2 separate regions of the Homo sapiens genome follow, and region 1 is linked to region 2. Evidence: chromatin loops called from intact Hi-C (ENCODE). Cell type or tissue: heart left ventricle. All regions are shown on one strand. Each heading gives the region's core, and the rest is flanking DNA. Links, peaks and the distances in the headings are about the cores only. Region 1 has its middle 58 kb from the start of LACC1. Region 2 overlaps LOC105370182 (a long non-coding RNA gene).

Region 1 (15,759 bases), core at 2,736-10,735, 50 kb before region 2:
ATGATGGGGTTACGTCCCGATAGACCTATTGTGAGTTAAAAATATATTAAGTTGAAAATGCATTTAATTCACCTAACCTACCTTGAACGTGCTCAGGACACTTACTTATGACCACAGTTGGGAAAATCATCTGGTAACAGAGTATGCTGTAGAGTATTGATTGTTTATTCTTGTGATCTTGTGACTGACTGGGAGCTTTGGCTGGCTGCTGCTGCCCAGTATTGAGAGAGTATAGTACCACATATCACTAGCCTGAGAAAAGATAAAAATTCAAAATTCGAAGTAGAGTTTCTACTGAATGTATATGGCTTTTGCACCATCTTAAAGTTGAAAAACTGTAACTCAAACCATTGTTAAGTCAGGGACCACCTGTATTCTGTGAATGTTGGATGTAGTCTTCTAAAAGATTAGTTAGGTCAGGTTTGTTGATAGTGCTGTTTGAGTCTTCTATGTATTTCATGAATTTTCATCCACTTTCAATTATTGAGAGAAGGGTGTTGAAATCTTCAATTTTCACAGTGGATTTATTTATTTCTTTTTCCAGTATTATCAGTTTTTGCTTCATGTATTTTGAAGCTCTCTGATAATAGGTGCCAAAACATTTAGAATTGTCATGTCCTCTTAATGGATTGCTTCCTTTATCATTAAAAATGACCCTCTTTATTCCAGCTAATTCTTTCCTTTGAAATGCATTTTATCTGATATTAATAAAACTATTCCAGATTTCTTTTAATGAGTGTTAGTATGGAAGATCTTTTTTCATTCTTTCACTTTTAACCCATCTGCTTTTTAAATTTAAAGTGGGTTTCTTACAGACAGCATGTAGTTATTTTTCGATGTTATCCAATCTGACAAATCTCTGCTTTTTATTTGGTGTGTTTAGATCAATTACATTTAATATAATTAGTGATTGTTGAGTTTAAATCTATGCTTTTTGCCAGGTGCAGTGGCTCATGCCTATAATCCCAGCACTTTGGGAAGCTGAGGCAGGGAGATAACTTGAGGCCAGGAGTTTGAGACCAGCCTGGGCAACATAGCAAGACACCTTCTCTACAAAAATAATACAATAAATAAACAAATACCTCTATGCTTTTTCTATTTATTTTTTATTAATGATCATACTAAATTACACATTTTGGAAACTTGACAATTACTACAAGAAATTTGGAAAAAAGACATGTCTTTAAGTTAATTTCTTTTTTCCTTTTTTTCTTTGTTTTTTGAGACAGGGTCTCACTCTGTTGCCCAGACTGGAGTACAGTGGTGTGATCTCGGCTCACTGCAACCTCTGCCTCCCAGGCTCAAGCAATTCTCCTGCCTCAGCCTTCTGAGTAGCTGGGATTACAGGCATGCACCACTACTGCCTGGCAAATTTTTGTATTTTTAGTAGCAACAGGATTTCACCATGTTGTCCAGGCTTTTGAACTCCTGACTTCAAATGATCCATCTGCCTCGGCCTCCCAAAATGCTGGGATTACAGGTGTGAGCCACTGTGCTCAACCTTAAATTAATTTCTTTAATATAATTTTGATGTGTATTCTTTTACCCTTTGATTCTTCAAAGGATAAACTTTTTCACAACTCATTATAGGAATAGTTAGATACATTTTTAGGATTTTTGTCAAATTTGGGAAAACCTTGACCAAATTAGTTTCATATATGATTTGTAAGATTTGGAAGAATTTTCTAAAGGACTAGCCTCTAGTTCCAAGCATTTCATATTGTTTTTCTTTGCTACTTGTGTATTTCCAGTGGCAAGTGCAATGTTCATATCACTGTATGTCCTCTGGCCATGCATTATTTTGTCACAATTCTGAGTGATTGGTGTGGTGAGCGTTTTACGAACATTTCTCCTATACCAGTGCAGCTAGCAGTAACTTAACTATACATTGGAAGTGACTATGAATTACATAAAATACCCCACTAAACCCAAACTAAATGAGTCCCCAACTCAATATCCTCTTAGAAGAACTCAAAAACCTGTTATACCTAATGTTTCTAGGAAAGTGTGATGGAGAGAAGTTGGAATAGACTTAATGGTTGTATTTAAAGCATTTTACTTTTTCAAACTTTATAACAACATATGACTTGTAAATATATTATTGAGACAGTAGAAACAGCCTGTGCAAGTGAGAGACCCTAAAGGTTAAGTTTCATTAGCTTCATGGTAAATCTACTCAAGGGATGACTATTGTAGGGGCAAGTCTGAAATTCTTAGTAAGTCCTAGAAGGAACATTTAGCACAGATTATTGATACTTATGTTTATAATGTTAGGCACTTACAACCAGTAGTTGTCAGCTACAGGCTTAAGTACCAATTCTGGGTCAACAGAAAAAGTCACCGACTTCCTCTGTTCTTTATTTAGTGTTTTAATCTAGACCACGGTCCCTTCTTACCCTGCACATTCTCCCAGGAACCTCATCTTCTCTCATCTATTTAATTGCCACCTTTAAGGTAATAATTCCCAAATCTAGCCCAATCTCTCTCCTGAACTTTAGACATGTATGTTCCACTGTTCATTGATATTCCTGCATCAACTAGAACCTCTTGTCTTTCTTTTCAACCTGCCCTTACCTCCTGTATTGACCAAAGAAAAATCCTAAGAATTATCCATGGCTTCTTACTCTCTGACCTCACCCTACCAACTGCTGAGCACAGTGCCAGGCACATAGTAGATGTGTACTAGACTTGAGGTATTATGTTATAATGTTATAATCATATCAATAACTAAGTCCTGTTGGAGTTCATTCTAAGTATTTCTAATCCACCACTCTCCAGTCCTACTATTCTTATCCAGGCTACCATGTTGTCTCATGTGGATGGATTATTGCAATACTCTTATCTCTACCTCCTATCTTACCCCCTTCCCTAAAATTCATTGTCCACACTGAAACCTGAATGGTTTTTGAAAATGGAACTCTTACTTAGGACACTCTTCTGATGACTATTCTTCGAAGCCTTCATATTGTCCTGGGTATGAAGTTCTAACTCCTTTACCCCTCTTTCAAGGGCCTATACCAGGCCCAATCATACCTCTACTCTCATTTCTTACCACTTTTCTGAAATGAACTCTGTTCTGGCCACATTGAGTATTTCAGTTCCTCAAATTGCCATGCACTCAGTTCCCAGACCCTTTCACTTCTAAATTTCGATTGAACACCAATCATAATGACTCTATCACCTAAATATTTTTTCCATGCCTCTCTCCCACTCCCACATTGCTGCCAGTCTGTTTTTCATCACTTCTTTCTCTGCAATAACCTCTTAATTGATCTCTTCTTGATCCTAGCTTGCTCCTTTCAATTCTTTCTTCACTCTGCCAGCAGAATGGCCTTTCAGAAACAAACATTTTATCTTATCTCTCCTTTCCTTAAACACATTAATGGCATGTATCCCTACAACTTTTAGGAGAAAAATAAAACGTCTTAACACATAGAGTCCTTTGTGATTTGGTTTCTGCCCATCTAGATCTCTAGTTTCATCTTTTACCCCTCTCTCATACAGATCATTTCCCAGAATGAGGTCCTCCAGTTTTCTAAATATCATGCACTTTCGTACCTCTGGGCTATGCCACGTACAGTTTTCTTTGTGCTTTTATAGCATCCTTATCACACATTTATCTTTCCAACTAGATCACACACTTGTAGGGTTGTTTCTTTATATTTTTTGTGTTTTCTACAATAGTCACTTATTATTTTTACATTTTAACAAAATAAAATAATTGTGAAGGGCGCTATCCATTGAGGAAATTGGATATCCATTGAGGGAATTTAGTTGTAGAAGAGAAAAATGTGGTGGGATGAGACAGGCAACAGGATGGGTGGTGGGTCACAATACCTGTTTTCAAACATCCAAGGGCTTTCTTGGAAGGGTTTAGATGTCCATCTGGTGTAGATTTTAGGGAAACAGATTTCCTCTTAGTGTAAGAAAGTTGAACAGAGTTGTCTGAAGAGGGAATGAGCTGCTGAGTCAATAAGAGGTGAATGAATCACTTTTGGGTTTGTTTAGTGGAAGGGCTCTCACTGATACAGGGAGATTTCTGTTGAAAGAGGGAATTCAGCCTCTTCTGGAAGGTTGGCTCAAGTGGTCTGTGAGGTCTCTTCTATTCTTTGAATTTCACCATTACAAAAATAATTTAATAGCTTTCCACCCTTATACCCTGAAAACAGATTGATTTAACACTATTTAGAGGGTTCTGGTGTGGCTAGAGGAGCACAGGCCCCTCTCAGAATTCAATGTTAGTCATATCTTTGGTAAGAACTATCTATCTATCTATCTAACTATCTATCTATCTTTGATAGAGCCCTTTTCCTTCTTTGTGTTGTTCATCTTTTTTTCTCATAAGTATCCCATTCCTGATGGCCAACACATGACAGAATAGTAGTAAATGAATAACTTTCTATGTGTTAGGACACAACACCTTACTCTGTCCTATATTATGTTTCTCTTTGTGCTTGAATTATCTACCCAATTAGAATGTAAACTGTGCCTTAAATTTGTATGTTCCCCCCTGCATCTTTAAATATGGAATTATGGAATTCTTACTAAAGATTATATTTATCTGTAGTAATAATTCCATATATAAATTAAACTAAATTGAATTTAGGCAACAGGAAAACAGACCCAACAAATCCACCCTGAAATATTTTAGTAATCTATCAATCAAAGGGATTAAAAGAGATTTTAAAAACCCCATGAACATGGAACCTCAGTATAATCTGGCATACACAAAAGTAGTTTCTGAAATGTGGCAAATCGCCAGTCCTGGCAAATTGGGAAGGTAGTATGCCAATTACAGAGTGAGAAGTTGAATAGCACCATGGAGAATTAGGAGCAATAACACAGGATGAATGCCTTCGTCCTGATTTAGCCTCAGGTGGTCCTCACCAGAATCTGACAGGCAGATACCCTGGGATTCAGGGAATATTATAATCCCAGGGAATTCAGTCCATTGTTAATGTTGGTCAGGAATCATATACAGTATGAGTTAAGAAATACCAGAATTCATAAAGTAAGAATGTTTCTGCCTCTTTGTGGGCACCTGAAAATTGAATTGTCTGCCAACAGGAAGGGAAGCAGCAAGCAGATTCCTCAAGAGAAGGGGAGAGGCTTTGGTTCTCTTTACTTGCACACTTTTCTATAGGTAGTAAAACTATCAGCATCAGTCCCTTAGTCTTAACTGCAAAGTATCCCAGAGTATCAACTAGGGAGCTGTTGATCTGCAAATCCTCCATCTTCTCCCAGACTTTCTGCATTTGAAGGCCCCCCAAGGGTCAGCATCTTGTTTGAAGCTTAAAATAATTGCTTATCTTTATAGAGGCAGAGAGGGGTCTGAGGGAGAGAATAATGAAATAAAGACTAGTGGAAGCAGAAAAAGAAGGAAGTGTTTTGGATGGGGAAGGGAGAGAGAGCTTGAAGCTTAGGAACAAATTGACCAGTTTGGAGGGTAACCTTTTTCTCAAAAATCCAATTGAAAGTGTTCACAAGTCTGTACATCTAACCGTGTTGGCTGGTTTGCAGCAGCAGAGATGATGACAAGACTGTGTGACTCCTGGATGGAGGAAAGACATTCTTGTGGTGTGTCCCAAGAGACCTTCTGCCTTCCAGCTGACAAATCATCTGTGCTTCAAAAAAATTTCTGCTTCCAATCAAGACTGAAACTGAGAAATTTTCCTGACAAGAGTGGAAGTTGTAGCATGCACAGCCTGTTAGATTTGCTTCCTTTGTTTGGTGAGAAATAAAATCACACTCCACCAACAAATTGGAATGCCTAGGATATTCTCTGTCTCTTTCTCACTCCCTCACACATACACCTGCCTCCCCTTTGCCCCACGTGCATGCATACATGTGCACACATCTACCTTACTACTTTAGAGCCAGGTCTAATAGTGATAGACATAATCTCTGTCTGTCTATCATCTATCTATCTATCTATCTATCTATCTATCTATCTATCTATCAATCATCTATCTATCTATCTATCTATCTATCATCTATCTATCCATTCCTGTCACTGTCTCTGTCTCTGTCTCTTTCCAATAGTTCCTAGATTATGGCTAAATTTCCCCCCACATTTGGTAGGACAAAGACTTTTTACCATTAAGGATTTTTTTTTTTAATGTCCCTGCTACCAGTCATAAAGGAAATACCAAAAGGTCATTCCAAACAATTTTTTGGACAGAGGTTTACTGCTGAAATAGATGAAATAACTGATAATTTATCACAATAGCTAATTTGAAGGGGATAACTGGCACCTGGAAGTACAGAGCTGCTGTGTTGGTAAAAACAAAAGCAGCCGCCTTACTTTGTAATTATAGCTGATGTTAGAGGTTTTCTTTTTCTATTGTGGAGTTGTTGCCAAGGCAATAGCTTGGCACTCTTCTACACAAATGCTTTTCACATTAATCTACACAGGCTTCACAGATGTTAATTTTTGTAACACACCTATGCATTCCAGAAGAGCAAAATATATTTTTTAAAATCTGTTTTATATGGTAGGAAAAGAGCATTAGAAAACGTTTTTCTGGCCTCCTCTCTCGCTTCCAGGACACACTCACAGTGACCGTCATGGATTTTGAAATGGCCTCCAGACCTTAGCCCAGGACTGTGGGGAAAAGAGGGCAGGAAACCCAAAGAGAATCCACACGACAAACCAGATCAAGGACATGGCTAACGGTCAGAGTTGGAAGTTCTGCTGCTGAGACAAGGTGGAAGCCAGGAGGCAGAAACTCAAGAGGAACTAAAGCCAAATGTCACAGTTAGCAAAAATCAGGGCTAAAGCACAAGACAAGAACCAAAGGAGCGATCACTGTTGAGCAAAACAGTCTAGTGTCAGCATTCAGACACTGCCCTCGATGCAATTTCTGAACACTCTTGGGGCAGCAATGCTTCTTTAACCCCAACTTGAGGCAGCTCATGTAGAAAGCATCCACTATTGCTGGGCTTTGGGAGTGTGATTAATCTTGGAGGCAAGGTGAACTGTTAAAATTTTCACCCATCTTACACTGTGAAGAGACAGAATAAAGAAAGCCCTTCATACTTGTTGGTTCTGGAGTCATAAAGCTTACCAAAGTAGTAACATTGAGGCAGGGACTGGACCAGGGTGGGTGAGTGAGGTGCCTCAAGTACAAAACTTCAGGAGGCATTTACTCTTCAGGTCATATGAATGTGGGGCCACTGAGGCTCAGAGAGGGGAGGGGCCCCTTCACACCCCAGGCAGGGCAGCTCTGGACCTGACATCTGGTGCTCGGTGTCTCATTGATGTTAGGCCATGAGTTCATTTTGAATCAGAGTCTGTGGCGCTCATGGTGTTTCTTGAAAAAGAAAAACAACATTATTAATATTTAGCTACTCCCTGGCATTTTCTAATGTAGGATGGATACAAATAAACGCCCAAACTGGTGAAATAAAAAAATTTTGGTTAACACTATAGTAAAGACTTTTTTTTTCATATTCTTTTGCTGGCCAGGAAGTTCTAAATACCTTCCCAAGAGTATTTGCTGCAAAAAGAACAGAGAGGAAATAAATTATTGTGTGACTCCAGCAAACACTTGCCAAATGAATAGACAATGAATTAGAATTGGCAAAAGGGAGAATGGAACTCACATGAACTCAGTATCCTTTATTTTAGTTTCATTTAGTGGTTAAAGTCATACATTTGTTTTATTTTATGTACAATTTTTACATCTTTTTACAAAGGCTTTAAAAGGTATCTATATTAAGTGCCCACAAACTTTTCCTCTGAAACATCATTTAAATCACTCTGGCTGATTCTGCTCTCAACCAGATAAGGTATTAAGGAAAGACAAGAACAACAACAATAACAAAATGGTATGAAACTTTATCCAACCATGGCTTAAAAGGACTTATTGGTTAATTTGGATTTGGGTTGATGGTCAGGATGGCCTTGAAATTCATATTCTAAATTTAAATAGGAATTTCTTCAATTTTCCATTCAAGAAGTGATTCTCTTTCTTTTGTTCCACTAGGCTGTACAGATTGTATTCTCTGTTTCTGAGGCTGTCATCCGTTAGCAGGATTTACAGTTGCTGACAACTTGCTTTAATAATTCACAAGGAATAGAATCTATTTTGTGCTCTCTGTTTTCTCAGTCAGTTCAGTGATGCAGACAGATTAAAAACATGCTTTTTGTCAGTGAAATAAATTGAGAGGGCACAGAGACACCCTAGGAGGAGTAATACTGAACAAGATACCACTGTGAAATGTTTTCCCACCAGTACACAGCTAGATAAAACCAGAAACAGACCAGGCTCTGTCTTGAACCCTTGAATCTGGCAAGCCTGGTACTGAAGTTAGGCCTGCTCTCCAGGCATACCCCAAACTGTTGAGTTAATTTATATAGGCAACTGAATGTACTGGCTTTCAAGTTTTAGGGAAAGGAAATCATTTTAAGGACAAAATGAAATTCGAAATTCACACACAATTTATAAGCTGTGGCATTTTCTTTTTGTGAATTATGGTAGTAAAATGTGTAACTAGCACCTGTTATGTATTGTTTATATAGTTATCTGAAAAAGAAGATGCCTTTATTTCTGAGTAGCATCAGACAGCAGGGCAGGAAAGAGAAGGCTGCCTGGCCATAACTTCTACGCCTCCCTGGGTCATGCTATTGCTTCATGCTTCTTTAATATTAAATGTAACAAGTTCTGCATCAGGCTCAAATCCCATCTGGCCTCAGCCCAGAAGAGGCCCAGGGCCTGTCAGGCCTTACACTGCCCTGACTTTGTTGATAGATTCTGCTCATTGAAATTCAGCAGTGGAGGAAGAAGGTGCCTCCTCCTTGCAGCCTGTTCCTCTCCCTAAGCAAACAAGACTGTGGCTCAAAGGCAATGTAGACCATGGTGTCCACAGCCAATTTCAATACTTAGTTCCTTCCTGAAGCCAATCACCAGACCCACACCACAGGGTGGACACACCCTTCTGGGTAAAGAATGTATTTATTTAGGTTCATGCAGAAGCCAAAGAAGAAAGAACAGGGCAGATGAGAAAATCCTATAATGGACCTTGCAAGTGAACTGAGAGCTGTTTGGTGAATCTGGCTGACCACTTCAGCTCACTAGTGTGCACACATAACGCCCTTTCAGACTTTGGCATTCCTTGAATTTTCAATTTGATTTTGGCACTAGCTGTTTTCATAGGTAATTTTTCTTATTCTTCACATATTTCATGCCATTATGAAAAGTAAGTGTGTTTTGGCTAGACATCCTAGCAAAAAAAAAAAAAAGATGGTTATGAAGGTATTATCTTCAAAAGAATATTACAAATCACTATCTGGAAGTCAGCTGGCATCTGATATATCTTTATTTGTCTACATATGTAAATGTACATAGATATATAGTTATAGATATAAAATATTAACCAAATTTATGCGTGGTTTTCTTTAGGTAACTACAGATAAAAACTGCAGTTCCACTTGGCTTTTGTAACAAGTTGGCATCTAGGTTTTCATCTAATTGGTAAATGTATATAATTTAAAAACAGCTTAATTTTTTTTCTTAGTTTTCTTTAAAATGTGAATTGAAGTTGTGATTTGAAGTTGGAGTAAAATATCACTGGAGGCCCAGACATTTCCTGAAGTTTAATAGGGTAACCCTTTGGTGCTTGGAGCCATAACTTTACCATCTGAACTGCTCCAGAAATTCCAGTCACCAAACTCTGATATTTTTTTCACTCCTCCATCACATTTTAAACTTGTAATGGACCTTAAAGTGTTTCCAGTTCACCCTTGCAACTTTGCCCCAAGCTGGAGAAAGAATCTACCCCAAAATGTGCTCTTTATAACAACAGCATTTTTCCAGCCCTTGCCTCACAAAGGTGACATCTCTTGAAACTATTACGGCTTCAATATGCAAGGGATGTGGTCTCGGCTTCACCATAGCAGCTGCTGGGAGCAACCAGCTCTCCCAGGTTTATGCCACATAAACGCACACCCAAATACTCCAGTTCAATTTATTTTTCCTCATGCCGTTACTCCTAAATACGAATTCTTCCAGGGGTGGGCAAACTAATTTCTAAGGCTGTTTTCTTTTATTTTCTTCTTACTTTCTTTCTTTTCTTTCTTTTCTTTCTTTCTTTCTTTTTTTCTTTCTTTCTTTCTTTCTTTCTTTCTTTCTTTCTTTCTTTCTTTCTTTCTTCTTTCTCTTTCTTTCTTTGTCTTTCTTTCCTTCCTTCCTTCCTTTCTCTCTCTCTCTCTTTCTTTCTCTCTCTTTCTCTTTCTCTCTCTCTCCCCTCCCTCCCTTCCTTCCTTCCTTCCTCCAAATATCTACAATTCTTTTGATGGCATCCAAAAAATGAATGATTTTGAGGTATCTGGTTATGACTTCTATAGACCTTTATATTCTGGCTTTGAACTACAAAAAGACAAACAGGAAGGAAGGAAGAAAGGAAGAAGAGAGCAACAAAAAACACACAAAAATCCTTCCAATCTATCAGTGAAATTGTACCCTCAAATAACATTCTATAAATTATATTTGGTTATTTTGATAGGAGTTATAATCAGTTTTAATTTACTCATTCAAAATTCAACAATATTTGTTGAGAATCTACCTACTACATGCCAAGTAGATAAGTTATTAGCCCTCATAGTGTCTAGTTTTACTTAGCGTAGATATTTAATAAATGAGAGAAAAAATTAAGTAAAATAATTTCACATAATGACACATACTTGTAATGAGCTCTACCATAGCCTTCCCAGACACCCCTTCAGGTATGGTGTTCTTATTTCCCTAGTCACTAGGAATGCTGTCTGTAGATAGCCTTCACCTCTCAGTCCCTGTGATGGTTAACTTGATGGGTCAACTTGACCAGATTAAAGAATACCTAGACAGCTGGTAAAGCTTTATTTCTGGGTATGTCTGTAGAGTTGTTTCAGGAAGAGATTGGCATTTGAATCAATAGACTGAGTAGGAAGATCTATCCTCACCCAATGTGTGTGGCACCATCCATTCCACTGAAGGCCTGGATAGAACAGAAAGGCAAAGGAAAGCTGAATTTGCTCTTTCTTCTGGAGCAGGGAAACTTGTCTTCTCCTACCCTTGGACATTAGAACTTCAGGTTCTCTGGTCTTTGTTTCTCAGCCCTTTGGACTTAGACTGAAGCAAGTTACCAGCTTCCCTGGTTCTCCAGCTTGCAAATGACCTATCATGAAACTTCTCAGCTTCAATAATCATGTGAGCCAATTTTCATAATAAATCCTCTATCTATCTATCTCTCTATCTATCTATCTATCCATCCCATTGACTCTGTTTCACTGGAGAACCCTGAGTAACATAGTTTTCTTTGGGAATTGCCTTATCTGAAGAGAGTTACCCTGCCAAAGGTCATGTTTCCTACCTATAGGGTAGTCATTTCCAATAACTGGACCCCCTTAACCCAGCTCAGGACAACTCTGAAGGTCGATTCCATCTTTTGGTAGGATTAGCTCTGGTCCTTGTTGGGACCACATCACAACCCTACTTCTTCCTCTGCCTAATCCTATTTCTATCCTTTCCATCAGTGAGGACCAAGAGGACTCCCTAACAAACTTTCTACTTATTAATCTTTATCTCAGTCTACTTCTTGGGAGTCCTGACCTGCAGCAGTTAGTACTAGCAGAATATCAAGGAAACAGACACTGATTTAGCATTTAGGGGCTGGATGACCTGCTGCCTAGCTAGGAGTAAAGACACCATCACTGGTGGTAGAGATTAGTACTATGCCTGAGCCCAACAGAAATCAGCATGGCCAGCAGCAGAGATCAATGCCGAGTCCCCAGTACAGCACCAACCCTCCAGAATGCCAACCAGCCACTTGGTGGCAAGTTAAACACATTAGACATTTTCCACCCTGGAAAGAGTAGTGGCTTATTTTGATAGAAATAGAAATATATTTGGGGAATGTATGTAAAAGTTTGTCTTTCCTTTCCACAGAGCTTCAACCAGCACTACTACTTGAGGACCTATGCAGTGTTTGTCCATGAGCATGGAATGACTCATACTGGCCTCAGAGTTAGGGACTCACTTTAAAGGAAAGGGGATGCAGTAGTGGGCACATGACTAAGAAATCCACCGATCCTCTCATATACTGCACCACCAGAAGCTGCTGGATTAGCAGAGCAAAGGTATGTTCAAAGAACAGCTGAAGCAGGAACTTTGAGATTATACTTTGTGGGGATGGGTGTCATTATCTAGGGTGCAGTGCTTACCAGTAATCAATGAATTTTATGTAGTGCTACATCCCCACTAGATAGAATACATGGGTCCTGGAATTAAGGGGTAGAGGCATGAATGGTCCTTCATCTCTCCCAGTTATCTGCTTGCGGGATGTATCTTCCTTTCCTGGCATCTCTGGGTTCTGTGGGTTTAGTGGTCCTGGTTCCCAGAGAGGAAATGCTTTCACCAGAGGACACAGCAGGAATCTTACTAAACTATAAGCTGAAGCTGACTCTTGGGCACTTTGAGATCTTCGTGCTAAGGGACCGACAGGCAAGAAGGGGATGCTTCCTGGCATCATTAGGACATTGGGCTACTGTTATACAATGGAGACAGGGAAGAATATATATGGCACCCACATTATTTATTTAGGTGCCTCTTGTTATTCCTTTGCCCAAGTTTGACAATAGTAGACAAGTGCAAAAGCCATAATCAGAGAAGGACATGGTGATTGAGAGCTCAGACCCCACAGGATAAGGGTCTGGTTCATGTTACCAGGCAAGACAAATAAACCTGTGGAGTTTCTAGGTGAGTTTAGGGAGCATATAGAATGGAGAGTAGAGGAGGGAGAATGTGATCCCAAGACTGGCTGCAGTGGCTAGAGATGTATTTTATTCCACTAAACCTCAATAAGTTTCACTGAGAATCAGATGCCCCAGCATCCTAACTAAGCTGCCTCCAGAATTTATACAAAGCAGTGGATTCAAAGGGTGGACTCTGGTGAAATGTTGCCCATATTCCTATTCAATACTTAAAATCTTACTCCTCAAGAGGTTGAGAATGTTGCAAACAGACAGTTTTAGCTTTCAGGTGTCTTTGGAAATTGTCTCAACTTAAGAGCTGCTGTGACTTCTTGGGGCAGCTAGCATCCAATGTTGGGGGTATAAAGACTTGTCTCCTCGTTTTGAAACTTGGTATATTCTAAAAAGCCATTCTAGCTTCAGAACTCCCTGTGGGGCTGGCTGAGGTCTTTGTTGAGACTGCAGTTATAGCCTAATTTCTCCCTTTTCCCAGCATTCTTATTTTCCTTCCCTTCTTCAGGTGTTGATCAAGAGTACCTCTAATAACTTCTTCCATGCAAAACCACTACTCACTCTCTGGTTCCCTGGGCATCCACCTGCAACAGTACTATAAAAATATATAAAACAGCAAAATGAAATAGAAGATCAGATACAAGGCGAGGCTACTCTAGTTATGATGATCAGATAAGTCTCTAAGGAGCTGAGATGTGAATGATGAGAAAGATCACAGAAAGATCTGGGGGAGTAGCATGTACCATTCCAGACAGAAAGAAATATGAAGGCCCTGAGGTGACAATGAGCTTAACATGTTCCAGAAAAAGAAAGAAGGTCAGTGTAACTCAGGCATGACAAATGAGAATGAGGCTGATGGAAACAGTGGCCAGATCATGGAATTTGAACTTTATTCTAAATGCAATAAGGAGTTACTAGAAGTAATTAAATATACCACTTTGACTTACAGGAGTACTAAATGACTTACAGGAGTTTGAAGAGTAGAATAAGAGACAATCATTATAGTTATTATATATATTGTTATGGGACTATATAATAGTCTCACCCCAAGAAAGAGATGGGTGGTGATGGCGACAGGTGGTTGACTTTTGATATTTATTTTGGAGGTGAATCCAAAAGGATTTGTGATGCATTACAATGTAGGACAATGAAAAGAGAATAATTAAAGATGACCCCTAGGTTAGGCCTGAGCAAGGAGCAGTACCACTAGTAGGGAAGGAAAAGAGGAGCATAGTTGGAAGCAGAGGATATAAAGCTACCTAAGGACAGGGTACAAAGTTTCCAGAGAAAAAGAACAGATTAGAGAGCTAGATTACCTTTTTAATTAAGTAGTGACTTCAACTTTGTTAACCCCTTCAGTCTCTCTTTGTCTCAGTTTCTCTGCTTTCCATTCTTTCCTAGGCCACAATGAGATCTGATAGACCTCAATATCTATAATTATAAGCTGCTTTACATTTCTCAGAGATTCTGCATTTTCAGCAGTCTCTCAGGTGACAATGAGGTTGTGGTCTGAGGACATTTTGTGTAGCAAGGTTCCAGTGAAAATAACATCGTTGGGTCAGACAGACCTGACTTTGAATTGTTTCCTGGCCAATTATTAGTTGTGTAATATTGGAGAAGTTTAAATCTTCTCTGAGTTTAATTTCTTGTAAAAGTAAGAATAATATACCTGCCTCATAAAGTTACCAGGAGAATTAAATGATGTCATGTCTCTAAAGCATAAAGCAAATAACCCAGCTTCTTACTCACAATGGGGCTAACTAATTTAGTCTCCCTCCCTACCGCTGTCAAACAGACTATATGTTTACAGATTATATTAGAATCTTAAAAAATCATTGCAAGACCTTAGGCATCCAGATAATTAACATGTACAGTTTTGACTATTACCAAGTAATTCCAATGGTCCACATAATGTAACAATTTGAATTTTGCCAAGGTGCACATTGAAATCCTACATACTGAGAAGAGGCTGGTTTGCAGGAGTGAGTAATTTATCTGGGGTATAGCCTATCCAATGGCAAGCATCCTCATCTCAGCCTGACTTCATGGTTCTTAGCTCATCTTCCCATCTGCATGCCTTTTGTGAAACAAGAAAACCTCTGTATCTTATGGAAAATGTCTCTGCTAAACAAAGGAACAAACAGAAAAACAAAAACTAAACTAAAACCAATTAGCAAATTGTGCTGGCATAGAAGTGAAGAAAAAGTTAAAAAACCAAAGAAACAGATGATATACAGAAAAACAGGAGTTTTGGATAAATTATGGAGTGGGAATGCCACATTGGCAGTGGCTTGGATCCATGCTATGAATGCTTTTACCATGTGCTCTATAAGGAAATAAAGAAAGCTAATTCACAAACAGTTTCAATAAGTTTTCCAGACAGAATTTGTATTATTAGCCTTATAAATGAGTCTAGCCCTCTATTTATAGAATTCTAAAGGTCTTAAGGGGTTAATTAAAAGTTTTTAGTAATACTTGACTGAACTTTATGGGAGAAATTCTGTGCTATAATGGTATCTGTGATTTGGGGAATTTGTACAAGTCTCAGGGTGTATCTCTTAAGAATTTCAGGGTCTCTTGTAATTATTTTTAATACTAACACATTGTTCTTGTTGTATAGCAAATTGCAAAATGCAAATTATTAAACCATCATGGCAGTAATCACATTGTAAAGAAATAACTTGCATATTTAATTTCCGGTTTTACAATGAGGCTATAGCATTTGCCAGTAAATATTCAATACCATTGTACACAAGCACCATGCTACAAAGTACTTGGACAAATAAGACTCATCTGAGGAATGGAAAATACTGGCTCCATGATGGAAATGTAACCTTGAGACTTGGGAGGGTAAATTATCTCGGGGCAATAACAATGTTACCTATGACTGGCAGAAGGTCATAATACTGGTGCATTTAAACAGCTGTTAGTCCCCCAGTAGTCATCTAGAGAGACAAGAGAGAGAAATCACTTATTTTGATACTAAAAACACAGAGCTAGCTCTAAAGTATCTGACA
Region 2 (15,759 bases), core at 2,807-10,806:
CATGTTTACATTAGTTGGTTTGCCAAGTTATGATGAAACTCCAATACATACAAGTTTATATACAGAAGAAGATCTGAAGGGCCACATACCAAAACATTAACAGTTTACCTCCGATGTGGAGATAAAATAGGGGAACATAATATTTTTTCTTTGTACTGTTTATACTGTTTGAATTTTTGAGTACATATTATTTTATACTTAAAATATCTAAGAAGAAATTTTAAAAACTTGTGCAGTTAATACAAATTCAAGGATGTATGAAGCAGGGGTCGGGGCATGATGGAGTAGGGGGGATGTTTCAGGATGAAACTGTTCCACCTCAGATCATCAGGCATTAGTTAGATTCCCACAAGGACCATGCAACCTAGATCCCTCACATGCACAGTTCACAATAGGGCTCATGCTCCTATGAGAATCTAATGCCGCCACTGCTCTGACAGGAGGGAAAGCACAGGTGGTGATGCTCAGCGGCCCGCCATTTACCTCCTGCTGTGAGGCCTGTTTCCTAATAGGCCAGGGACTGGTATGAGTCAACCATCCGGGGGTTGGGGACCCCTGCTGTAGGTAATGAGAATTACCTGGAGAATTTTAACCGAAGGGTGATGAGATTCAATCTATATTTTTGGATGATAACAGATAAAATTGAGAACTAGGTTACACTGGTGAGAGGCAGACTGAGCTTAATGATATATTATCATTTGGTCTTTATATAACAAGACTGCTTCTCTACCTAGTTTTGGGTGGGAATAACTTGCACTGGAAGTTCCTAGGTTGTGGTACACAAGTCCTTAAGTGGCTATAAAAACAGACAGTCCAGACACTCAGTCTCTCCTTCTTTCAGCTCTAATGTCATTGCCCTCTTGTATCCTGGCATCAATTAAGTGTTGGCAAGGGATAAATTCAGTCTTGCTTTGAGTCATGTGGGTGGACAATGGTGGTGAATGGAAAAAAGCTCCTAGCAGAGGTTGGGCTTGCTGGAAATACAGAGATGGGAGTTCTCGGTTCCAAGAATAGTTAATGGTGTCAGGATATAGGCTACAAATTGTCATTTGAGGGTGGCCTGGCTTATACTTGGTGGCACTGGCTTCAAACCAACTGACCTTTGAGTTATAAAGACGTCAATTCCTTCATGTGGTGACTTTCATAGGTGCTATCTCCTGTAGGGTAGGTTCAGGTGAAAATGAATGGAAGGTAGGTGAGAGTCCATGGGGTACCACCCACTGGATGTGAAGCACCCCACATGGAGTAAGGTGACTTGTTAGATCCCTCCAGCAGAAGAGGCAGGCAGGGAGGTGAAGCATGATTTGTGTATTGATTTGACTCTGCCTGCTTTTGTTGCTAAACACTGCATGCTGTCCAGGAACATGGAAGTGGGGCTGGGTGAAACCTTCTGCTTTGACAGTCTTTTCCTGACCGGAGCAATCCTTAAAGGGAAGGTCACTTCCTGTCCATTGCTCAGTTAAGATCACTTTAGACCATAATAAAGTGAGGCCCTTGTTATCATCCATAGACATGGGTTTTGTTTTGTTTTTTCATTATATACCCAGCCAGGTGCTAGCACAGGCCTTCCCAGAAACAATGGGTCAGGACCAGTTCTAGTGTCTTCCACATCATAGAAATTAAACAACCACCTCATTTTCTGTTTCTAACTCAAATCTAGGGCCTGTCTACTGGCTTTAGGTCTTTCTACCTTGGTGATACCTGTAATTTGAACATTAATGCTCTCTGTCCCTGGGAGCTTGATTGGTATTATTCTAAAAAAATCTTCTCAACTCATGCATTTATTCATTCAACAGGTACTGGATTTTTTGAGTGCTAATGTGAGTCAGACATTCTGTGAGACATTAGGAATATAATAGTAAACAAAGAGAACCTTAGGCCTGCTGTAATGTTGCTTAAAGCCCAGGGTAGGATTGAAATACTAAATGAAGAATAACAATGTAAATGCAAAGCCAAACTGTGATAAGGCAATGATGGAGTTCTACAAGGTAAAATTACATAAAAGAAGAATCGTCTAGTGAGGGAAGTCTGAGGAGGCTTCCCTCAGGAGGTGATAACCCCACCAAGCTCTTCCTTCAGGAGTAGAAGGGCCTAGGTTTCTGGGCAGGTTGATCTACTTCCTACTAGAAAGTGAAGCAATATTTCCCAGGTCACACTAAAAAATGGGAGGTAAAGGGGTCCCATCAGATTATAGTTCTAGTTCAATGGGGCTTACTCGCCCTTATTCACATTACTAAGGGATACTCAAGTGACTCTTTGAAGGACAAAAAGATAAGCTTCTCCAGAATAAAAAGAAAGCCAATAGCTATAGCCTGCTAAATGTATTAAAATGTCACTTAATATTTATAGAATATCACTGAAGTGTAGAGTCCCTTCCTGACACCTACATCTTGTGGGGCCAAATAGCCATTTTCCACTTACTTTGGGTACTTTCCCCACTCTGAAGGTTCTGTTCTATAGCCAGCCTGCTAAAACCTGATTCCAATCACTTTTTCCAATTTTTCAGGGTCTCTTAGGATTTTTGAACAGCGGTTATTTCTTCTTTTCTTCTCACAAAGACACTTGCAATAAGTTGTCCATGACTAGAACTGATTCAGGTATTTAGTTATAATGTTGAAGAAATGTTGAAGTGTAAATATAGTAGTTAAGGGAAAAATTCTGCTTTCTGAAACTCCCAGGATGGAATTTCCAGCCATGAGCAGGGTACCATTTGGGATTTCTGGGTGGGGAGTCTGACAAGCTCACTTCTCAGGAACAAAGAGCACTCGCCGCCTGGTAGTCGTTATTAACAGCTGTGTGACTGGGCCCCACGGCGACGTGTTGCAAACTTCTTTTCAGAATTTCCCCAGCTAAGAGGAGATTCATGAGTCAGAATGTTGGGAACTGCACAGGCAAGTACCTTGATTTTGAGGAAAATTTGTCTGGCTCGTGAATTATAAAAATAAATAAGTGCCATATATTTAGAAAGAGGTACTGGATGTGTGGATTTGGAGAAATTGAAATGTATACAAATATACATACACCAACTCCTTCTTCTCCAAAGAGACCCCCTCAAAATGATGGCTTCCAGAGCACATGAATAAAAATGATTGCAATGAGTTTAAAATACTTAACATTATTTTACAAATCATTAAATGCTGTACAAGTCATAACCCAGTGGACTCACAAATTAAACAGGGCTGACTGATAATAAAACAACAAATTAAGCAACACAGGGGAGTATCTGACTGTTGTTCAGAAATTAACCAACTCTAACATGTAGGAGTAATTAAAATAATTCCAAAATAATGGAGCTTATTAATGTTGGAAACTGGAAGAGACAGTCCAATCGTATTTATTTAAAATGCTTATACTTTGTACTTAAATTGTGTATTTTTTCATGTCTATTGTTTCTTGTGAGCATCATTACAACCTCTTTTTTTACATGTTGACATGAGTTTATTTCGTGGTTTTGATCACAAACAAAACATGTTCATCATGAGTTACTCAAAGAGGTATAAGGAGAGATATAAAATTAAAAGCAAAGTTCACAGGGAAATCCCAACTGAGATAATTATTCTTAAGAATTTTGTCAACATCCTTGCAGACACTTCTAGGCATATATGCAGTAGATATCACTTAAATAATTTTGCGCTTGCTACAAGGTTAAGACATTGTAGTATATGCATAGTCAATCTCTTTTTCTCCTACTCTCTGGAAAGGAAATTTTGTCCACTTAGCATTTTCTTCTTTCTCCACCTTATTTTTCGGAGTATGGTAATCAGTGAAGAAAAAAAACAAAGGAAGAAGGAAGAGGGACAAAAGAGAAGTGGCTGATCTGTTTGAGTATCATTGTGATGTCTTTGGTTGAGAGTAGAAAAGCATATTGGGGAGGAGAAAGCCTTCAGGAGCTATTACAGTGTGAGAATTAGAGAACAAGATGAAAAAGGTGGGATACAGAGACTATTTTAAGATGTGGTGCTGTGGGTTAGGAATTGTAGGTTCTTTAATGTTTTCTGAAAATGGAGAGCCAAGGCTGAAATTACTCTGTAATGCCTTTTTGTTGCTGGGTTGTTTCTGTGAATGTGACACTGGGCTGAATTGAACCACAGTGAAATCTGGAATTTATTTGATTTGCACATAAATGGGATTATATCAACCATACTGCTTTGTAATTCCTTTTGTCTTGAAAATATGTGATGGAGCTTCTATTTGAGTCAACCAATATGAATTACATGATTCTTTTCAGTGGATGCATAAAGTCTCTTGTATGAATACCTCGTATCTTTTTGAACTAGTCTCATGTTGGTGGACATTTTGGTTGTTTCTAATTGTGATGAACATCTTGTGTATACTTGCATATTTATGTAACTACCTCATTGGGATAGATTCTTGGATATAAATTTTCTGCATGAAATGGTATGTACGTTTTACATTTTATTACATAACACCAGCAAAAAGTCATGCTGATTTATATTCCTCTCACTGTATATTAAAGTCCCATATCCACAAAATCTCATTCTTATCATTTCTTATTAGTTGGTGAAGATTAGCACAATTTTGACAACATATCTACAGTATACACATGAAGAAGCTGAAACCCAGAGAGATTGAGGGATTCTTGCCTAAGGTGTTAGAACTGATAGTTCTAGTTCATCGGCCTCTTTAGAGGTGTCATTGCCTGGAAGATCCAGATGATAATATGTCCATCAGGCCTTACAGAAACCACCCACAGGGAAAAGGAAGATACTTAAAACTGGCAAATGAAACAATTTCCAGTTCAATCCATCTGTGTAACAAGGGCATACACACCACTGTGACGAGATGATGTGTGTAAAAGTGCTTTGTAAATCACTGGAGATTGAGGCACTGTTTGGGAAAACAATTACCCCTTTCACCTGGATAATTAGGACTGTGTATTTAGCTAATAGACAGGAATTATAAATGTTTGCTGTTTGACCTTGCATTTGAGTGTCATTTTTATCATCTGCAACTCGATAGCTAAATTCCTAGTAAATGAAGCATTTATTATAAAAAGTGCTGACACAGTACTAAATCTGGACCACTTTTCCTTGTGATAGCCTGATGATTAAAGGCCAGAATGTCCAATTCTGTGCTGTCTCATAGCAAATGTACTATAGGCAGTGTTCTTCCGCTGTTAATCCGTGTCCCCAGGTTGCCTCTGACCTTGACCCAGGAGGCCTGTTGACTCCATGCTCATTTATACTCATTTTGTCTCTAGAAACACTGATCCAGACAGCTCTTTCTGAGTTTATTTTACTTGCTCCGGTCCTGCTAGACTCTTAAGGATTTCAGGCACCAGAACAGCTGTGTTTAACCTTGTCCATTAAGTCCTTACCCAAGAAACCCGTCTGAATTGGTGATGTTTCTGAAAACACAAATGAGGCCAAATTACAAGTGGAGGAAGCATCTGGGTTAAAATAAACTGTCACCAGACAAAAGCTATCTCCTTCCATTTTCTTTTTTTGTAAGAAAAACAGGTTACTAGCTATAATCTTATTCTTAGGTAAAATGTGCTGTTCTAGTCTTTTTAAAAGCACTTGCCTCAGAATTTCTACTCAGCAATAAGAAGAGGGGGCAGACCCCGTTATCTGCTTGTAGTAATAAAGATCCACATTTATCTTCTGCAGTTCTGGCTTTGGTATTCTTACTTTGAACTGGAATAGCACAGGAAAAGTGGATTGAGGACCGCACAATTGGAGCATGACTTGTGTTGCCTGGTTACTGAGACTCTCCAGAGATTAGATTGTCAGGGTACTTAGATGCACAGAAAAGCAAACAAACAAACCTCCTACCTTCCTGGTAATTCTTTTATGAGGACAGGGCAGCTTCTAAAATTGGAAACCTAGATTAGGGGAGAAAATAGTTTCTATTAGCAGAAGAGGATGAATAGTAATTATCTTCAACGCTGTCAGGTGGCCTCACCATTTGTGAGTCATGGTCAGTGGGAAGTGGCCACACTCAGTATGAAGGGTTTCATGTTGCTTTAATTCTGGGGACCCTCAGATGATGCTGCACAGGCCTGCTGATCTTCAGAAGCTGCTCTACGCATCTGCAATAAAAGAGAAGACCTTCTAAGTCACTCACTGGTTTTGAAAGAAGTAACATAGAAGCAGGCTTTTAAGTATCCCTAAGGAGGGCACTATAGGATTTGTATTGGAAATGGATCTGAAGACTTAGGAGAGACTAGAAGATTAGAAATGCAGAGAGGTCAATTTGCTTCCACCAGCTAGTTTATAACTAAGTGTTGGCCACATTATCTGCTTTTAGCTCTGTGTCTTCATTGCCCTTCTCAGTGTTCTTTTTCCCTAGGTCACAGAACGTTTTCCTGAATCGGATTCTGGGTTAAAGCTGCCAGTAGGAAGAATTCACATGAGATTTCAAAGGTGGAAGAGAAGGAGAAGGTGTTTTTTTCTTGCAACAGTTTGGCTGGGGAGCTGAGATCTTCACTGAGGGCTTCCTTTGGCTCCGGGTTCCCGTGGACAGGCAGCCGATGTCATCAGTGGTGGCTTCTCTGTGATCACTATACCACCAGGTCTCCTAAAGTGGCCTTCTTGACCTTTGCCTCCCCAGCTCTTTCAATGGTTATGTGAAACTCTAATTATGTACATTAAATATCTTTCAGCTCATAATACATAGAGTCATTTCCCTCCCCACATATGGAGTAATTCTGAATGACATAAAGGCTTAAGCACGAAGGCCCAAAACCTTGGTCACCTATGTTGATAAATCTGAATTTTGATTAGCGCCAAATTATAGACCAATATATGTCTTACAGACGTTAAAAAACATATGGTATAATTTCATTTTTATAAAGTTCAAAAGCAAACTAATTTGTGATTTTAGAAGTAATGATGAGTGTTTATGTTTGGAAAAGGCTGAGCAGGGTGGGGACTTGATGGGCCATGAGAGAGGCTTGAGATGCTAGTAATACTTGATTTCTTCATCAAGGTTGTGCTTAGATGGTTGAGTTCTTTTTGTGATAATTCATTAAGCGAGATCATCATAATATGCCATTTTTCTTTCTTTTTTTTTTTTTTGAGATGGAGTTTCACTCTTGTTGCCCAGGCTGGAGTGTAATGGCACGATCTCGGCTCACTGCAACCTTCACCTCCCAGATTCAAGCAATTCTCCTGCCTCAGCCTCCCAAGTAGCTGGGATTACAGGAATGTGCCACCACACTAGGCTAATTTTGTATTTTTAGTAGAGACAGTGTTTTTCCATGTTGGTCAGGCTGGTCTCAAACTCCCGACTTCAGGTGATCTGCCCACCTCAGCCTCCCGAAGTGCTTGGATTACAGGTGTGAGCCACCGTGCCTGGCCAATATGCCACTTTTCTTTATATATATGTTAAAATTTAATAGAAAATTAATTTTAAAAAATTTAAGGCTGCTAGGAAATTTCATTTTCCTTGTGCCAATCCTAAAATGACAATTTAATTATTGAATCCAATCTTACTCTTTGACAGATGATACAACTGAGACAGCAAGAGACTAAGTAACCTGCTCAATGTCAACCTTCAAGCCCAGTTTTCCATCCATTTATAACCTGGTTTAATGTGAGAATTTTAAAAATCAATTTTCCTAGTTATCTTTTTTCCCCATTTTTTTTTCTATTTATAGTCAAATGGAAACAAACTTTGCATAAAAATAGATGGGAAGATTGACTCCAAGCTAATTTGTCATCTCAGGCATTACTTAAGAAATGTCAAAGTCTCTAGTGAAAAGATTTATGAGTAATATCGGTAAAGAATGTGCCAAACTTGCCAAGGTATTTAGCATTTAGGAGTAGGAAGCAGAAGAGCTGCTTCAGCAGTGATTTGGATGTGACTGTAAATCAAGCAAAAAAAGCCACATGTTGTAAAATGTCACCAAGAAAGGTAAGTTGGGTATTGCTTAAAAACTCACACCAGTTTTGTCCATTTGTCCATTTCCCACAGCTTCTGCTGCCATTGAGCCACCTAGGTAGTCATCCCTGAATTCCTCAGGCCTAAGAGGCCCATCAGCTTAGCATTACTTTGCCTGCTGTTCTTCCCCAGAGAATATGGGCTGACTGGTAAATGCCCCTCAAGTGAACCCTATGTTCCAGGGAGTTCCACCAAAGGAGGGCTACTTCCCCGGAGAGCTGAGGATTTTATAGTTAACAAAGGACAAGAAGGTTCTTTCTGCAGAGTGCTTCTCCCGGCTCCCCCCGGCCCCACCACCAGGGCCCAAATCTTAATATATTTTACGACATTCTAGGTCCATTACAACACACACATGCTTGTAGTCTTTTAACCCATTACTTTCTTTTTTTTTCTTTTTGTTTTTGAGATGGAGTCTTGCTCTGTCGCCCAGGCTGGAGTGCAGTGGCGCGATCTCGGCTCACTGCAACTTCCACCTCCTGGGCTCAAGTGATTCTCCTGTCTCAGCCTCCCAAGTAGTTGGGATTACAGGCGCCCACCACCATGCCCAGCTAATTTTTTTTTGTATTTTAGTAGAGATGGGGTTTCACCATATTGCCCAGGCTGGTCTCAAACTCCTGAGCTCAGGCAATCCACCCGCCTTGGCCTCCCAAAGTGCTAGGATTACAGGTGTGAGCCACCCCACCTGGCCAACCCATTACTTTCAAAAGTCAGCAATAGTGTGTGCTTTTGGCTTTTGCCTTTGCTTTCTCTGAACTTGCATCCAGCACAATTCAGAAAAGACAACTTTTCGCAATCTATTTTTTCGGTATACATGTGTTAAAATTTCACTATATGCCTGTCAGTGGGCTAAGTGCTGAGGACACATAATGAATAACAAACAGTCTCTGTCCCCAAGAAGTTCATGACTGGTTGCAGAACAGTCACACAAAATAATAGTTTAGCTTCAGGAATAAATTTTGGTGCCGCTAAAGCATATCATGTAGGTCCTAACTAAGAATTTTAAAATTCTGTTTTTTTGATAGTCTTTGCTGGTGACCTTCCAATATGAGACTTACTGCTATTTTGGATAAAATGATTTTTTTGAGAATTCCTCCTGCTTGACTTCATTTAACTGTACCAAATTTGGGCATCGTTTGGGAGCATCTCAAGTTCAGATGAAGAATAGAATATACATATAAGAAATAGGCTGAGACTTCTTATATGAAATTGATACTGACTAGAAGTCCTAGGAGTAGGGAATTTTATTGCAAGAAGCTAGAACTAAAACTGAGATTTGAAAAGAAATTTATAAAAACACTTCTATTTCTGAGCTGACCTTAAAATATATTTCATTGTGGGGTGTCCTAGAGTCCATCTCTGCTACCCGGCTCCATCCAGATGCTGCCCACAACCATCCTGGGACAGTCCAGGGTCTGGCAGAGGAAATCACATGGACTTCAACCCAAAAAGCCATAGCCAGAAGGGCTGGGAGCCTCTTTTATTATGGGTAACACTGAGGAAATGGCCCAGATCACCCTTGAATTGTCACTGTGATGAAAGCAAGACTCTGTCCTGGACTTGTAGATACTACGAGGGCGGGGGCATGGATATGTTTTCCCTACCGGCATACAGTAAACTAGACTCCTTCCTTTGAGATACCTATGAACTCTCAGAGAACCTAGAAAGTGGGACAAAGAAGAAATGGAGATTTGAAGTAGAATAGGCTGGATTTCTGAACATTTTGTGATGACGGGACTGTGAAATCCTGACCATTGCACTTGGGGGATAAAGGGATAGCCTAGTTTTATCACAAACTTAGGAAGTTAAAAATAGTTACTAAAATTAGAAGGATAGCATATGTTCTTCAAAACTAGAACCTTAAGTGGTGGCTCAGTAATACTCTCAAGTTCCACTGCCACCTAAGCTTCATGTAAATATAGCTGCCTTAAAGGTATACCATCCTGTATTTCTTTGCCTGACAGCTTTGCTATTTTTCCACGATAAAATTGATACAGCACAGAATTGTCCATACTGTTGGTCTAAAAGTCAAAAAACCTGGATCTAGCCCCAGTTTGACTTCTAGCCAGCAATGTGATACTAAGCAAGTTACTTAGCTTCATCTAAAGAGCTTGTTAAAAATTTAGGTGCCTGGGGCTCTAGATACACACTATTTGAATGGGAAATGTCATTGAAGAACACTGTTAATCTGTATATTTAACAAACACCTGGGTGATTCTTACTATCAAAGGACCACTAGATTTAATACCTACGTTCTGCTAGTAGATATGTTCACCTTCCTAAAGAAAGGCACCAGAAATCTTTGTTAAATAACAGGACACCCAGAGGTCAAATAGTGGACTTTGCTTCCGTTGGTTGACATCGGAGTAGAGCAAATGTCATTTTCTTGCATCAGCTTCTTTAATAAATGGCCAATGACTTTCTGACAATAAACAATGGGGATTATTTTTTAAATCTCACTTGGATTTGAAGTGAAAAAAACTTGAAGTCCTCCACAAATACATGTTTACCAAGTATCAATGTTTCAACAAACCATTGAGATTTAATTTGCACCTTAATATTATTCTTCCATGTCACAAACAGTTTAACCTGCAGATTTTTGTGGAAATGAGAATCTGAAACCCAGGAATAGGGAGTGGGTGGGAGGCAATTTCACAGGGTCTAGCAGATAAATACTGGCATGTTAACCCACATTTGCAGTGTGAAGAAACATTATTCACTGAGGTTGAACTAAAAAACAGTATTATTTCCCCACACATTTCTCCTGATCACTTTTCTGGAATGGTCATTTGTGCATCTTGTGCTGAGAGTGTGAATCCAAAGAATAGACTTTCTCTGCGGGTGACTGAAAAAGGAAAGCGTGGCAATTGTCATAGGCACTTCCATCTAAGGAGACTGATAGCATTCTTTTCTGCTAAAGAAATAAGAAAAAAACAAGAGAAATATGTAAAATTTATTGTTTTTAAGCTCACTTTGTCACATGCACACCTGTGCATGCCTATGTATGTGCTCACCCATGTGTGTATGAATGTGTTTGTGCACACTGCAAATGTGAACTAAGCTGAGGTTGGCCTCCTCCAGATTACAACAGGAGGCCTTGAGCATTCCCCACTTACCCTGGCAAGTGAGTGCATGAGGATGCAGGGCAATGCCTGGCAAATTGCCGCGTGCTCTTTTCCCTGATATTAGCCTGGCTGGTGTGCCAGGCCCTGGGGAAGTGCTGTTACAGGCACTGAAGGCTACCCCTGTGAAGCCTCTCAGGCTGATGGATGGGAGTGAGTCTCAAAGATCTGTCAATCCCGCCTGTCAGAAGCCTGCCAAATGAAAGATATGCCAGGCTGACTCAACAAAAAGCTCAGCATCACCCAGCAGAAATGGCTGCTGAAGGAAGTGAAGAAAGATAGAATGGTGGGGGGTTGGGGGTGGGGAGAGGACACCAATAGCTCTGGTTTTACATAGGAGGAACCTGTTTGACTTGTTAGGTCTGATTTCTGTGAACCCGCAGTTTTTCTTGGTGTCATCTTAATTATCTTCTGTGCAAAGAAAAAAAGGCAGTGAGTGGCAATAATTAATTTGCATTGTCAATTGATTTTTTTTTCTTTCTAGGAATTCTTCTCACTCAAAAGCCATATTATATAACCATCTGTTTTTCCCCAAAGATGAATTCTGTTAGGTTTATTCATTTCTGTCTCTTCAGAAGATATATTAACATTGCCAATATTGAGCATCTGTGTGTGTGAGAGCAGAGAGAGAGATTGAGGGAGAGATTTGGTGGTTTTTCCCTTTTTAAACAGTTTTGTGTCCCTTGACACCATTTCTCTTGCTTTCTGGTTTCCAAACTCCAGTGGCCATTCTCACTTAGGAACAGATGCTATGCAAAAATCAGAGCCCAAACGTATCTTACTCTGAGGCTTAGATGGGAAAGAGAACCTTTCTCAAGGTGAAGATGAGGAATTCATGCAAATCAAAATTTCAGAGAAAGAGGTCTGCGTTCTATTCTTGCTGGCACTATCCTTAGAAGGCACATGAGTTATCCGCTCAGTTTTTACTTCTTTTCTTAGAAAATGGAGAGAGTGGTGCATCCTCCCTTTTTGGGGGGAAAAAAGAGGCAAGAACAAAGGAACACAGTCATTTTCTGCTTTTCTACTTTTCTGATTTTGTCTTTTTGCTTATTTCATTCTCTGATAAAGGACCAGTATTCTCACCTCCTTTATCCCTTTATTCAACAGTTTCTGCTAATTTCTGAATAGGCAAAGAAAGTATTTGCACATGTACAATCGAGGGCAGTGGGCATGCTCGGCAAGTACTTGGTCCATGGTGTTCTACTCCAAGACTGTCTTCTGGAGTAAGCTCTGTCCAAAGTTAGGAGGAGGGTGGCTGTTTGGAAAATGATATAAAAATTGGCTTACAAAAGCAATTGCAACAAAAGCAAAAATTGACAAATGGGATCTAATTAAACTAAAGAGCTCCTGCACAGCAAAACAAACTATCAACAGAGTGAACAGACAACCTATAGAATAGGAGAAAGTTTTTGCAAACTATGCATCCAACAAAGGATCTAATATCCAACATCTATAAGGAACTTAAACAAATTTACAAGAAAAAAAGCCAAACAACTCCATTAAAAAGTGGGCAAGGATATAAACACACTTTTCAAAAGAAGACATACATATGGTCAACAATCATTTTTTTAAAAAAGCTTAACATCACTAATCATTGGAGAAATGCAAATAAAAACCACAATGATATATTATCTCATACCAAGCAGAATGGCTATTATTAAAAAATCAAAAAATATCATGCTGGTGAGGATGTGCAGGAAAAGGAACACTTATACACTGTTGGTGGAAGTGTAAACTAGTTCAACCATCGTGGAAGACAGTGTAGCGATTCCCCAAAGACCTAAAGAAAGAAATGACATTCCACCTAGCAATCCCATTACTGGGTATATACCCAAAGGAATATAAATTGTTCTGTGATAAAGACTCATGCATATGCTCACTTCAGCACTATTCACAATAACAAAGACATGGAGTCAACCTAAATGCCCATTAGTGATAGTCTGGACAAAGAAGATGAGGTGCATATACACCATGGAATACTATGCAGCCATAAAAAGAATGAGATCGTGTCATTTGCAAAGACATGGATGGAACTGGAGGCCATTATCCGTAGCAAGCTAACACAGGAACAGAAAACCAAGTACAGCATGTTCTCACTTATAGGTTGGAGCTAAATGATGAGAACACATGAACACATAGAGGGGAAATGTGTTCACCCAGCAGAAATGGCTGGGGAACAATACACACTGGGGTCTACTGGAGGGTGGAGAGTGAGAGGACGGAGAGGATCAGGAAAAATAATTAATGGTACTAGGCTTAACACCTGGATGATGAAATAATCTGTACAACAAACCCCCATGACACAAGTTTACCTGTGTAACAAACCTGCACATGTACCCCTGAATATCAAATTACTAAGGAAGAGAAAAAAGTACCTGAATAAAAGGAGCAATACAAAAAGTAAAATAAAAAGTGGCTTAAAACTGACTTCTCCAAGCCTCCCTCACAGTCCCTTCATCCTGTAGTATTTGCCCCCAAAGACACTGGATCCTCCTACCTTCTTCACACTCTTGCCCCAGTGAACTCCTAGAGCAGGGTGGGAGGCAGAGTTCCATGGCAGCCACCACATGTCAGCCTCTGAATGCCCTCCCTTCCACATTCCCAGAGATCCCTGTCTCCATGCCCCACCCTTCATAAAACCTAACAGAGCATCCTGTGCAGAGTAAGACTGAAAAGTGTCTGTTGAGTTAATGAAAAAGTGAATTAACTAGTTGATGTTACTTTTCTAGGTTTACTCTGGGTGAAAATGAGCCAGGAGAACACACTCTACAAGTAAATTAAAATCAGCAGGTTTTTTTTTATGCTCTAGAGAATGAGCGAGGTGATCTGAGAGGAAGCCCTCAGGCGAGCCCCTGAGCTCCTTGGGCCTCGGTAATGAGATGAGGTCTAGAGAAGTTCAGTGGCCCAGACACTGAGAAAGGAGGCTTCTTGGGATTCTGGGGCTTTCTGCTCCGCTAGCTCAGAAATCCTTGAACAGCAGGATCAGTGGTGATTAGAAAAGCTGTCGAAGGAGAAAAAATTCTCAGTTTCACCGGGTCTGGCTGCTCTCATCCTCACTGTTATCTCCAGAGCTTGTGGGTTAGAAGAGATTCCTTTAGCAAATGGTGAAGAAGGGTTGTAACTGTGCGTTTGACTGGAGAATTCTATAGGCTTACCCCGAGGAGTGGATTTGTGCTCTGGCTATAGAGATAGCAATGCCAGGGCTGAATGCAGGTATCATCTCTAGAAACATGGGCTTAAGTTTTGTAATAGCATACAGTGTTCTTATCATGTCTAACCTTGGAATACTGGAGCTGGAATCTTCTCTGACCTGCTATGCTCATGTTTAAGGCATTACCTTTGGGCATCATCTTTGTTGTAGCTCCTTGCTTGCAAACTTCTATGAAGTCCTTTTTTTAGCGGCAGAATGCATCCGAGTCATGTGGCACCAAAGTATGTTACCAGCAGTGAATCTCTGTGGATCTGCAGCAACCTTAATTCTTTCCTCCTCAGAAGAAAGAATTTGATCAAGAGGCATAAGGCAGAGTGCTGAGGCAAGTTTTAGAGCAGGAGTGAAAATTTATTAAAAAGCTTTAGAACAGGAATAAAAGGAAGTAAAGTACACTTGGAAGAGGGCCAAGCAGGTGACTTGAGAGATCAAGTGTGCAGTCTGACCTTTGGACTTGGGGTTTTATATGTTGGCATGCTTCCAGGGTCTTGTGTCCCTTCTTCCCTGATTATTCCCTTGGGGTGTGCTGTCTGTATGCGCAGCAGCCTGCCAGCACTTGAGAGGGGATCATGCGCAGTGTGTTTACTAAAGTTGTATGCATGCTCACTTGAGGCGTACTTGCCTTACCAACTGAATGTTCCTCGAAGGTCATATACCAGTTAAACTCCACCATTTTACCTCTTAATGCGCATGTGTGAGCCTGCTCTCCCAACTCCTGAGATCCTATCAGGAAGCTGCTGATCACCTGCTTCTGGTTTTTTCTATCTCCTGGGAGACTGCCTTTCCCTGGTGCCAACTGCAACAAATTATTATTTTAGAGAGATAGTTAACAACCACCTGACATCACCTGATGGTTGCCTGACATTCCTGGTTGGCAGGGGCCCTCTCCTGATCTGCTCATGTCTGACTAGCTACCTACTGTAACAGTTTCTGTGTTATCTTTAATATGTGAGCAAAATGACAATGAGCAACTCATTGTCCTTTAGAGATTAGCAATACGGAAATATTATCTATTGTTTTATCATTTGAGTCAGAAGAGGCATCTGAGGATCTGTAATATGCTACACTAAATATAACAACAGAAAAGCAGCTTTTCTTTCAAGGGTATATTTGCTTATCAACTTTCTGGAGAGGCTTTGGGTAAAACATAGCTGTTTTGGACTTTTATCTCCTTCAGCCAAGCACACTGATGCATGCTGATAGCTCACCTCCTTGTGCTTATGACATTCGGAAAATGTTTTCTAGCCCTTAGCATACTCTTTTCTCATGGAGCCAGTCTCTTGATTCCTTGAAATTTTAACATTTAAAACATATCCTAAAGCTTCTGGCCTCCTTGAAGACTTTTCAGAAAACCCTTCTCTAGAGCTCTTCAGATTTGGTTGGCTCAGTCAGAGCTTATTTGAAGCCAAAGCAAGCTACATATGTGACTTCTGTGTCTTATTTGCACATTGTCAAGTCTTTTCATTTAACCTGGGCCTTGGATCTGTCCCACATGGGCAAGGAAGTCCTTTGATAGTGGCATGATCT

What was found. A loop is a pair of places that touch in the nucleus more often than their neighbours do. Peaks named below come from ENCODE experiments on the same cell type or tissue, not always from the same donor. Only the 100,000 strongest peaks of a DNase experiment are listed, where the experiment ranks them.
Region 1: it touches region 2 in a loop (2.6-fold over the local background); 2 of 110 quality-filtered maps call a loop at or near these places.

Annotation. Positions count from the first base shown.
Region 1 is chr13:43,930,496-43,946,254 of GRCh38, forward strand. No RefSeq gene overlaps it. Among named protein-coding and RNA genes, the nearest start is that of LACC1, 58 kb to the left of the region's middle. RefSeq lists a silencer at 3,029-3,168. In heart left ventricle, for the core only: no CTCF peak of the experiment used is centred there; no DNase peak of the experiment used is centred there; H3K27ac peaks cover 1,234 bases.
Region 2 is chr13:43,980,776-43,996,534 of GRCh38, forward strand. It overlaps LOC105370182 (a long non-coding RNA gene), which reads right to left. Exons shown (of 6, transcript XR_941918.3): 5 at 5,926-6,052; 6 at 5,803-5,845. Among named protein-coding and RNA genes, the nearest start is that of NRAD1, 34 kb to the right of the region's middle. In heart left ventricle, for the core only: a CTCF peak has its summit at 6,129; no DNase peak of the experiment used is centred there; H3K27ac peaks cover 1,592 bases.